Regions from separate parts of the Homo sapiens genome. Here all the other regions are linked to region 1. A link is a loop called in an ENCODE intact Hi-C map of the cell type or tissue named here. Cell type or tissue: heart left ventricle. All regions are shown on one strand.

What was found. A loop is a pair of places that touch in the nucleus more often than their neighbours do. Peaks named below come from ENCODE experiments on the same cell type or tissue, not always from the same donor. Only the 100,000 strongest peaks of a DNase experiment are listed, where the experiment ranks them.
Region 2: a loop joins it to region 1, with 3 times the contacts of the local background. A loop is called at or near these places in 60 of 110 quality-filtered maps.
Region 3: a loop joins it to region 1, with 2.3 times the contacts of the local background. A loop is called at or near these places in 4 of 110 quality-filtered maps.

What each region holds. Positions count from the first base shown.
Region 1 is chr22:35,622,107-35,624,606 of GRCh38, reverse strand. It overlaps a transcript of MB not described here. Among named protein-coding and RNA genes, the nearest start is that of MB, 6.0 kb to the right of the region's middle. RefSeq lists enhancers at 1,071-1,365, 2,024-2,500. In heart left ventricle, a CTCF peak has its summit at 1,131 (motif pointing right); DNase peaks (open chromatin) are centred at 1,149 and 2,286; H3K27ac peaks cover 1,295 bases.
Region 2 is chr22:35,841,636-35,844,135 of GRCh38, reverse strand. All of the region lies in intron 2 of RBFOX2 (RNA binding fox-1 homolog 2), which reads left to right. Among named protein-coding and RNA genes, the nearest start is that of APOL5, 130 kb to the right of the region's middle. In heart left ventricle, a CTCF peak has its summit at 988 (motif pointing right); no DNase peak of the experiment used is centred here.
Region 3 is chr22:35,538,872-35,541,371 of GRCh38, reverse strand. It overlaps RASD2 (RASD family member 2), which reads right to left and starts at 541. Exons shown (of 3, transcript NM_014310.4): 1 at 1-541. RefSeq lists enhancers at 191-753, 754-1,316, 1,317-1,879 and a silencer at 850-1,069. In heart left ventricle, a CTCF peak has its summit at 2,386; DNase peaks (open chromatin) are centred at 571 and 941; H3K4me3 peaks cover 1,564 bases; H3K27ac peaks cover 1,142 bases.

The DNA.
Region 1 (2,500 bases):
GAGTCCCTTGAGAGCAAGGACCATGGATACCTTATATCACCGTGAGCAACTATTGAGCACTTACTGTTGTTAAAAAAGTTTAACCTCTAGCCGCCTCCTTACATATTTTAAGTTGGGCCTAAAAGTTTTTCTGTACATCATGAACTATAACAAGTGGAGGTATAGACAGACTATAGCCTACACTGTGCCAATCACCGCATTTTGGCCAATCAAATGCAGCCAACTGTTCGAACCATGTTCAGATAAACCAGATGCCAACCTGTAACCAATCCAGCTGTTTCTGTACCTCATTTCTGTTTTCTGTATGTCACTTTCCTTTTTCTGTCCATAAATCTTCCACTATTTAGCTGTGGAGTCTCCAGACCTACTCTGGCTCGGGAGGCTGCCCTGCTCGCAAATCATTCACTGCTCTGTTAAACTCCTTTACATTTAATTTGGCTGAAGTTTTTCTTTTATCACTATGTATCCACCACATTCAGTGCTCCCTTTTTCTTAATTTTATTTATTTATTTATTTATTTATTTATTTATTTATTTATTTAATTTATTTTTAGAGACAGGGTCTCACTCTGTCACCCAAGCTGGAGTGCAGTGGTGTGATCTCGGCTCGCTGCAACTTCTGCCTTCTGGGTTCAAGCGATTCTCCAGCCTCAGCCTCCTGAGTAGCTGAGACTACAGGAGTGCACCACCATGCCTGGCTAATTTTTGTATTTTTAGTAGAGACAGGGTTTCACCATGTTGGCCAGGCTGGCCTTGAACTCCTGACCTCAAGTGATCCTCCCTCCTCAGCCTCCCAAAGTGCTGGGATTACAGGCGTGAGCCACTGCGCCTGGCCAGTGCTCCCTTTTTCAGTCCTCATAGTGACATTTGAGGTAGGTTATTCTTTTCAAAATTTCCATTTTACAGATTTAAAAAAAAGCGCCCTTGGAAAGTTATGCCACTTTTCCTGGATCACAATATTAAAAGATCACAATTCATCTTCTAATAATTTGGCAAGCCATCCATGGTCTTCTAAGCAAGGCGCCATGAATATAACGAATATAGAGACAGAAAAAGACCCCTCCCCACTGGCTGGGTTGAGGGACTGGAGAGCCCAGATGGAAGGGCAGAGGTGCAGGCTTTTTTCCTTGTTGCCACTAGATGGCAGTAGGGCACCCGTTGTCAGCCCTGGGGCAAGGTCACCGACTGTCTTTGCCTTTGCCTCCAGCAAGCCAAAACCCTGGGCAGACTCAATCCAAAAATAAACAATCAAAGAGCATGTTGGCCTGGTCCTTTGCTAGGTACTGTAGAGCAGGTGAGAGAGTGAGGGGGAAGGACTCCAAATTAGACCAGTTCTTAGCCATGAAGCAGAGACTCTGAAGCCAGACTACCTGGGTCCCAATCTTGGGCTTGGTATTTCCTCGCTGTGTGACTCTGGGTAAGTTACTTAACTTCTCTGTGCCTCAGTTCTCTCAAGTGTAAAGTGACGCTTGTAAAAGTGTCTCCTGCAAAAGAAAGGGCTGCTGGGAGGAGGGGTGTCCCTGGTGTGCACTAAGTACAATATGAGTTTGTGGCTTTTATATTCCTGCCTCTGAGGCACTCACAGGGTAGAAATGGGGAGAAGCCAGTCCAGACAGGTGCACCCCAAAGCAAGAGAGATGAGAAGGCTGCACCCATGCTGGAGCCAGAGTGGGGAAGAGGGCACATCTGCTGGGAATGGGTAGAGCGGGGTGGGAGGAGTCCTGGCAGGGGAGCCGTTCCTATGCAATGGGCCTTGAAGGAAGGGGAGGATGGGTGGATGTGGGGTTAGGTGACTGTGGAGGCGGGGCTGGTCTCTGTCCAGGTGACAGGTGGATGGTGGAGCTGGAGGAGCCACTCGGAGCCTCCAAGGCTGGGGAGGGTGGAGGGGGGAGGCAGGTCGGTGTCCCAGGCCACACCTGTTGACTAAGGGATTAGGATGTTGTGTCCCTGCCAGCCCTCCTCCAATAAGCCCCTCTGGGCCTGCAGGGAGAGGAGGAGCCTTGCCATGTAAACTGTATTTTTAGTTCCCTGTGCCTCTCCCCGGCTGCTATAAGACACCTCTCCCCACCCCCAGCCCTGGCCGCTTGGCTGGAGGCTCTGCGAGGACAGCTGGGGAGAAGGGGAGCTGTGGTCAGTATGATGGATGCTGAGGGGCTGGAGAGGAGCAGCCCTGGTGGGTGGGTTCCTGGGAGTCTGGAGCAAGCTTGGGGGTTCTGCTGCCCCATCAAGGGCCTTGAGCAGGTCCTGCAACTCCCAGGCCTCAGCCCTGCTCTGAGCCCTGGCCTGGCGCTGGTCCAGGAGGGTAGACTCTGCCAGGGAGGCACAAGCTAAGCTGGGGGTGGGGTGGGAGGGCCTGCTGGCAGGAGGGAGGCACTGCCCAGACTGGCCTCCAAAGGCTGGTTCCCAGAAGGAGGAGGAAGAGAGTAGTGAAGATCGTGGGGAGTCCTGGCTTTGAGGAGCCAGAGTTCTCCTTCTTGCCACATCTTTGATCTCCCTTGGTG
Region 2 (2,500 bases), 220 kb before region 1:
AGTAGGGTCAGGAAAGGCTTTCTGGAGTAGGGGATTTCTGAAGTAAGCCTTGAAGGATGAATAACCCATATAGTCGGCCATATTCAAGGGAAAAAGAATAGAAACATGGTGTTCAGAAGAGATGTATGTGCTCAAAAATAGAAATGTGGGAGCCGTCAGGGTAAATTCTTGGTAACTGAAGTGATAGAATGAGTTGGAACACCTTGAGCAAGTGTGGTCAGCAATGTTAACTTCTTTGAGGTTTGGACCCTTTTGAGAATCTGATAAATACTACAGATCCTCTCTGCGTGGAAATGCATATAAGAAAAATTTCTACTGGGGTGCCTGTGTTAGGAACCATGCACTTTGGGTTAAGAACCTCTGGTGTGCAGTAAAAAGAGATCTGAGGATGACACCTTGCAAGTAACAACAACAATTGAGAGGATGGTAGAGGAGGAAGAAGAGTACGATGGAGAAGAGGGTGAACAGGGAAAGAGGAAAGTTAAGAAAGACTGGTATCATTTTAAGTTAAGAGTGAGAGTTTCCCAAAGGAGGGAATGCCAAATACCACAGACAAATCAAAGAAGACATAAAATGTCCATTAAATTTGGCCATGATTTGGAGGTCTTCAGTGACTTCAGTAAGGTAAATTTCAATTGAGTAGTATGGAGGAAAGGAAGCTGGGGTTCTGGAGATTGGATGAAACACTCAAAGAGTTGAGACTACAGGGAGAAGTACCTCTTTCCTTCATTTGTTTATTTAATAAATATTTCTTGAGTACTTACCACGTCCCAGACACTGTCCTGAAAGCTGGGGATTTGTCCATGGAGAAGGCAGGGCCTCCTTCATTAGCTGACATCTCATCGTGCCCACCCTGTTCCAAAGCTTCCCAGCCCCTGCCTGTCTCTCTCCTCCCAAACACACATACAGGAAATGTCCTAAAATGATTTTCTCCTTGGTACATTACCGGGCACATTCAGCCACCAGGGGACTCCAGTTTTGCTGGGTCAGACCCAGGCTGCTCAATTGCTCTTCTCTCTCTTGGACACCAGGGAGCAAATTGTCCTCTATAATACCAGGGACACACTTCAAAATATCATTGTGCCAGTCAGACCTCACTATGAGCCTGTCATTCAGTGAGTTTATAAAAATCATTGTAACATTTTTTTTAAGCTTGTACCAATTCTTTCCTGTAATAAATTTTTAAGCCTATTTGCACTGTAAAATATTGGTTCTAAATGTAGAAAAGTAGCATGAATTCCTGGCCTGAGGAAACCTTTATCCTAGTCTTGGACTTTTTGCATGTGGGGACCCCTCATTTGCCCTTTTCTTTAAAAACAAAATAAAACAAAACAAAAAAACTCCTTGGGGCCTTGTCTCTTTCCATGATGTATGGAGGCTGCAGTCACACCTAAGTGTCAAGGTAGCTGCTGCTTTTCTAAGGATGGGGGCGGGGGACATTGTGGGGGAGATGCTATCTTCTTAGTGCCCCAGGCTTTTTGTCAAGAATAGTGTAATAAACCAGAGGATTCAGAGAATGATACACAGTGATTCTGAGGTTTATTTCAATTATTAGAACTGAAAACACAGTTATCCCATTAGTATGATTCAAGATTTTTTCCAAAAATACACTGGGTTGCTCTTGCTTCCAGTGAAACTCACCTGCCCATTTTCTGCTTACTCACTTTGTCTTTAGAAAATTTGACTGCTTTTTATCTCCTTCTGATTGGCTTTTCAGTTGCAAATTCAGAGAGTACTATATATTCTGTGTTCCAGGTCACTTCTAAAAAGTGTTAAATAAGAACAGGCCTAGTACTTATCTATATTACTTTACTCAGCGTTTTTCCTAATATTTGAAGATCTCATTCTTTTTAAAATTATTACTATGGATTATGCCACAAGTATACAGATATCTGTAAAATGCACAGAATAGAGCCTGATATACTATGTTACATCAGTTTCTCCAGGTTCCACAGATGGTCCTGTATTTCCTGTGTTCCTTTCAGAATTGTTAAAATGATTATTAATTTAGGAGCGGGTGTAATGATGTTGTATTGGCAGTGTGCCAGCCAATGGTGTTATACAACACATTTTTTTAATTTTAAAATTTTAAAAATTGAATTCACAATAGAGATAGGGATTTGCCATGTTGCCTTGGCTGGTCTTGAGCTTCTGGGCCCAAGAAATCCACCAGCCTTAACCTCCCAAAGTGCTGGGATTACAGGTATGAGACACTGCGCCTGGCCAATACAGAACATTTTTAAAAGCCTGGTACTGCATGTTGCCAAACAGTCCTTATGGAGACAGCAAAAAACTATGTATTCTCAGTGTGATTTGTTATTTTGAATTTAGATTTCTGTAGATGTTTATTTTTTAAATGGAGAGCTCGTGTTGTTAGCCGTGGGCTTGTAAAAAATAAAAATAGATAAAAATTAAAAATGGGAAGCTTAATTTTGGAATTAATCTTTTTAACCTTTGGGTAGTCTTTTAGAAAGTATATCCTAAAAATACATAGCATAAC
Region 3 (2,500 bases), 83 kb after region 1:
GCGGGGATCCTCCCCTGCGCTGCTCGGGACGCCGGGCTGGGCGCGGCCGGGCAAGGAGGCGCAAGGGGCAGGTGCCCCATGGGTGGGCTCCGAGGGCTCGGCGGGGCCCGGGCAGGGGGCGGGCTCCGGCTCGCCGCCGCCGGCCCTGCCCTGCCCCGAGCCGGGGGCCTCCTGCTGAGCCAGGTGCCCGGAGGCTTGGGGACGTCCGATCCGGGGGTCCCCGCCTGGGGCTCTCGGGCTGGGGGCAGAGAGGTAGGGGCGACTCCAGTGATGAAGGAGCAGCTCCTAGAGACTTGGGGAGGGGGGGTCCTTTGGAGGTGACTGTGGGTGCGTGTCCCAGGTGGGCGAACCCTCCTGGTCGCCTATGCCACCTTCTCCGCCTGCCCCAAAGGGGGTCGCTCGGATGGGGGGTATCGGGCTGCCGGGCTCGGCCGCGGCCTCCTTCTCTGCCCGCGGCTCTGCAGCTCTCCCAGCGCCGGAGGGACGGCTTCTTTCTCCCCGCGCGGCGACGCCAGCAGCTGAAGGAGGAGCAGGGCGCTCTGCTCTGCGCGCGTGTGGGAGGGGGCCTTGAACGCCGCCCCAAGGTTTCGCAGCTCCAAGTTAGCATCAACCCGGCTCCTCCTCCTTCACCTCCTCCTGTCCCCAGATGAGGAGAACTTTGTGTGTGGCCCTGGGTTCTCCCTCCTTCCCCCTCTCGCAGGCAGATGCCCCACTGTCACCCGCAGGGCGAAGAGGTCGCTGATCCCTCCGAAAGGTGGCAGAACCCCAGGCTCCTGATGACGGTCCCAGCGGCACCCTCCCGCGCCCCTGCGAGCGTCGCCCACCTGCTCCTTCGGCCCCCCGCGAGCCGCGCCTCCCGCCGCCCAGCGCCAGCGTCTGCCCCCCAGAGCCCGCTCGCCCCGCCCCACCCCGGCGCCCCGCCTCGCCCCGGCGCCCGGCCAATGGGAGGCGGGTCCCGCGGCCCGGCCCCGCCCATCCCTTTCGCGGCCTCCGGGGCGCCGCGGTCTGCGGTTCCGCGTGTCCGGGCGCGTGGGGCCGGGGCCGCTGGGCGCGCGCACCTTGCCCAGAAGGCGGCCCGGGCCTCGGAGGCTGACGTCTGCGCACGCGCTCACACGCACGCCCGGCCTGGCCGCAGGTGACCCGCATGGGGTCCGGCCGCCTGCCCACTCGGCCGGGGTCTCCAGCGGCTTGCGCCCGGCCAGGTCGAGCGCGCCACGGTTCCAGCGCCCTCCTCCTTCGCGGAAGTCCCCGGGTGCCCTCCCAGGTGTCCAACCTGCCTGTCCCAGCCGCCGCCTCCCTCCCGAGCTCACGGTGCCCACGGGACCCTGCGGACTGGCACATGGGCCATGCACGTGTCGCCCAGAGGGGCGGGGAGTCACCTAGGCTTAGTAGCCAGAGGTCTTCGAGGCATGCGAGTCTCAGAGACCACGGCCGACGGGGACACACCAGGTGCCTTGAGCATTGCGTCTCCTGCCTGCATTCTCCCTCCCCACCTTTAAATGAGGGGCTTGACCTAGGCCAGACATCGGGCCTTCTCACTGGGCCATATCTCCACACCACTTATTACTTAATATATTTTTTAAAATATCAGATCCACTTTCCCCACCCCTTAAACACGTTTTTTTAGAGAATCATTATATCACTGCCTTAAATGGGAAATCAGTATCACTTGCCATAAATAGAAAGTAAGAGTTAAAATAAGCACAGTGAAAACAAAGCAAGGTTATTAAATTCCAGCTGGAAACCGTGGCCTGCCAAGGCTTGAGATGTGTGCCCTCAGTGAAAAAGGGAGATTGGCAAGGTTTGGAGAGGTGTTAAATACCCATTAGCACCTAACAGAGACTTTCTCCTTCACATATCAGGAGGCTTAAAAGAGAATGTTCTCGTTGTGTGATACAGCAAAGGGATGGGATGCTGTGTCTGTGTCCCTCAGTTCCAGATCCCTGGACCTCAGGGATGTCTGCCAGCCTCACCCCCAACCCAGATCTGGCCTCCCTACCTCATGAGAGGACGCAGGGGTCTGGGAGGGCACCTGAGGGGTCAGCTCCATTGGCTGAGAGACTGGCGTTCAAGTCCTGTCTCCGTAACTACCTAGATATCTGACCCTGGGCCGTCATGAAAAGTCTCTGGGTCCTGGTTGTGCCATCTCTAAAATGGGTATGATATTGATGGGTCCACAGAATGACAGAAGTACTAAAATGGCCTGGGACTTTGAATATGGAAAGTGACTTGCTTTGCTTGTCTCTGTAACATCTTGAGATTCTCCAGGAAAGTTAACCAGAGAGGATGGGGCAGGTGGGGGTGGAGGGTGCAGTACCTGTACTACCTGATTGTGTTTAATGCCCCAATTTAGGCCACAGAGGGGCTAAGGGGATGTGCCCAAAGTCACCTGGTGGCAAGTGGCAGGATTGCAGCCTGGTGCATTTTCCACATCCAGACTTTGCCTCTGGGAACTGGCTTCAGCCCGGGAGGGTTTGTGCTGGGCATGACACACACAGGC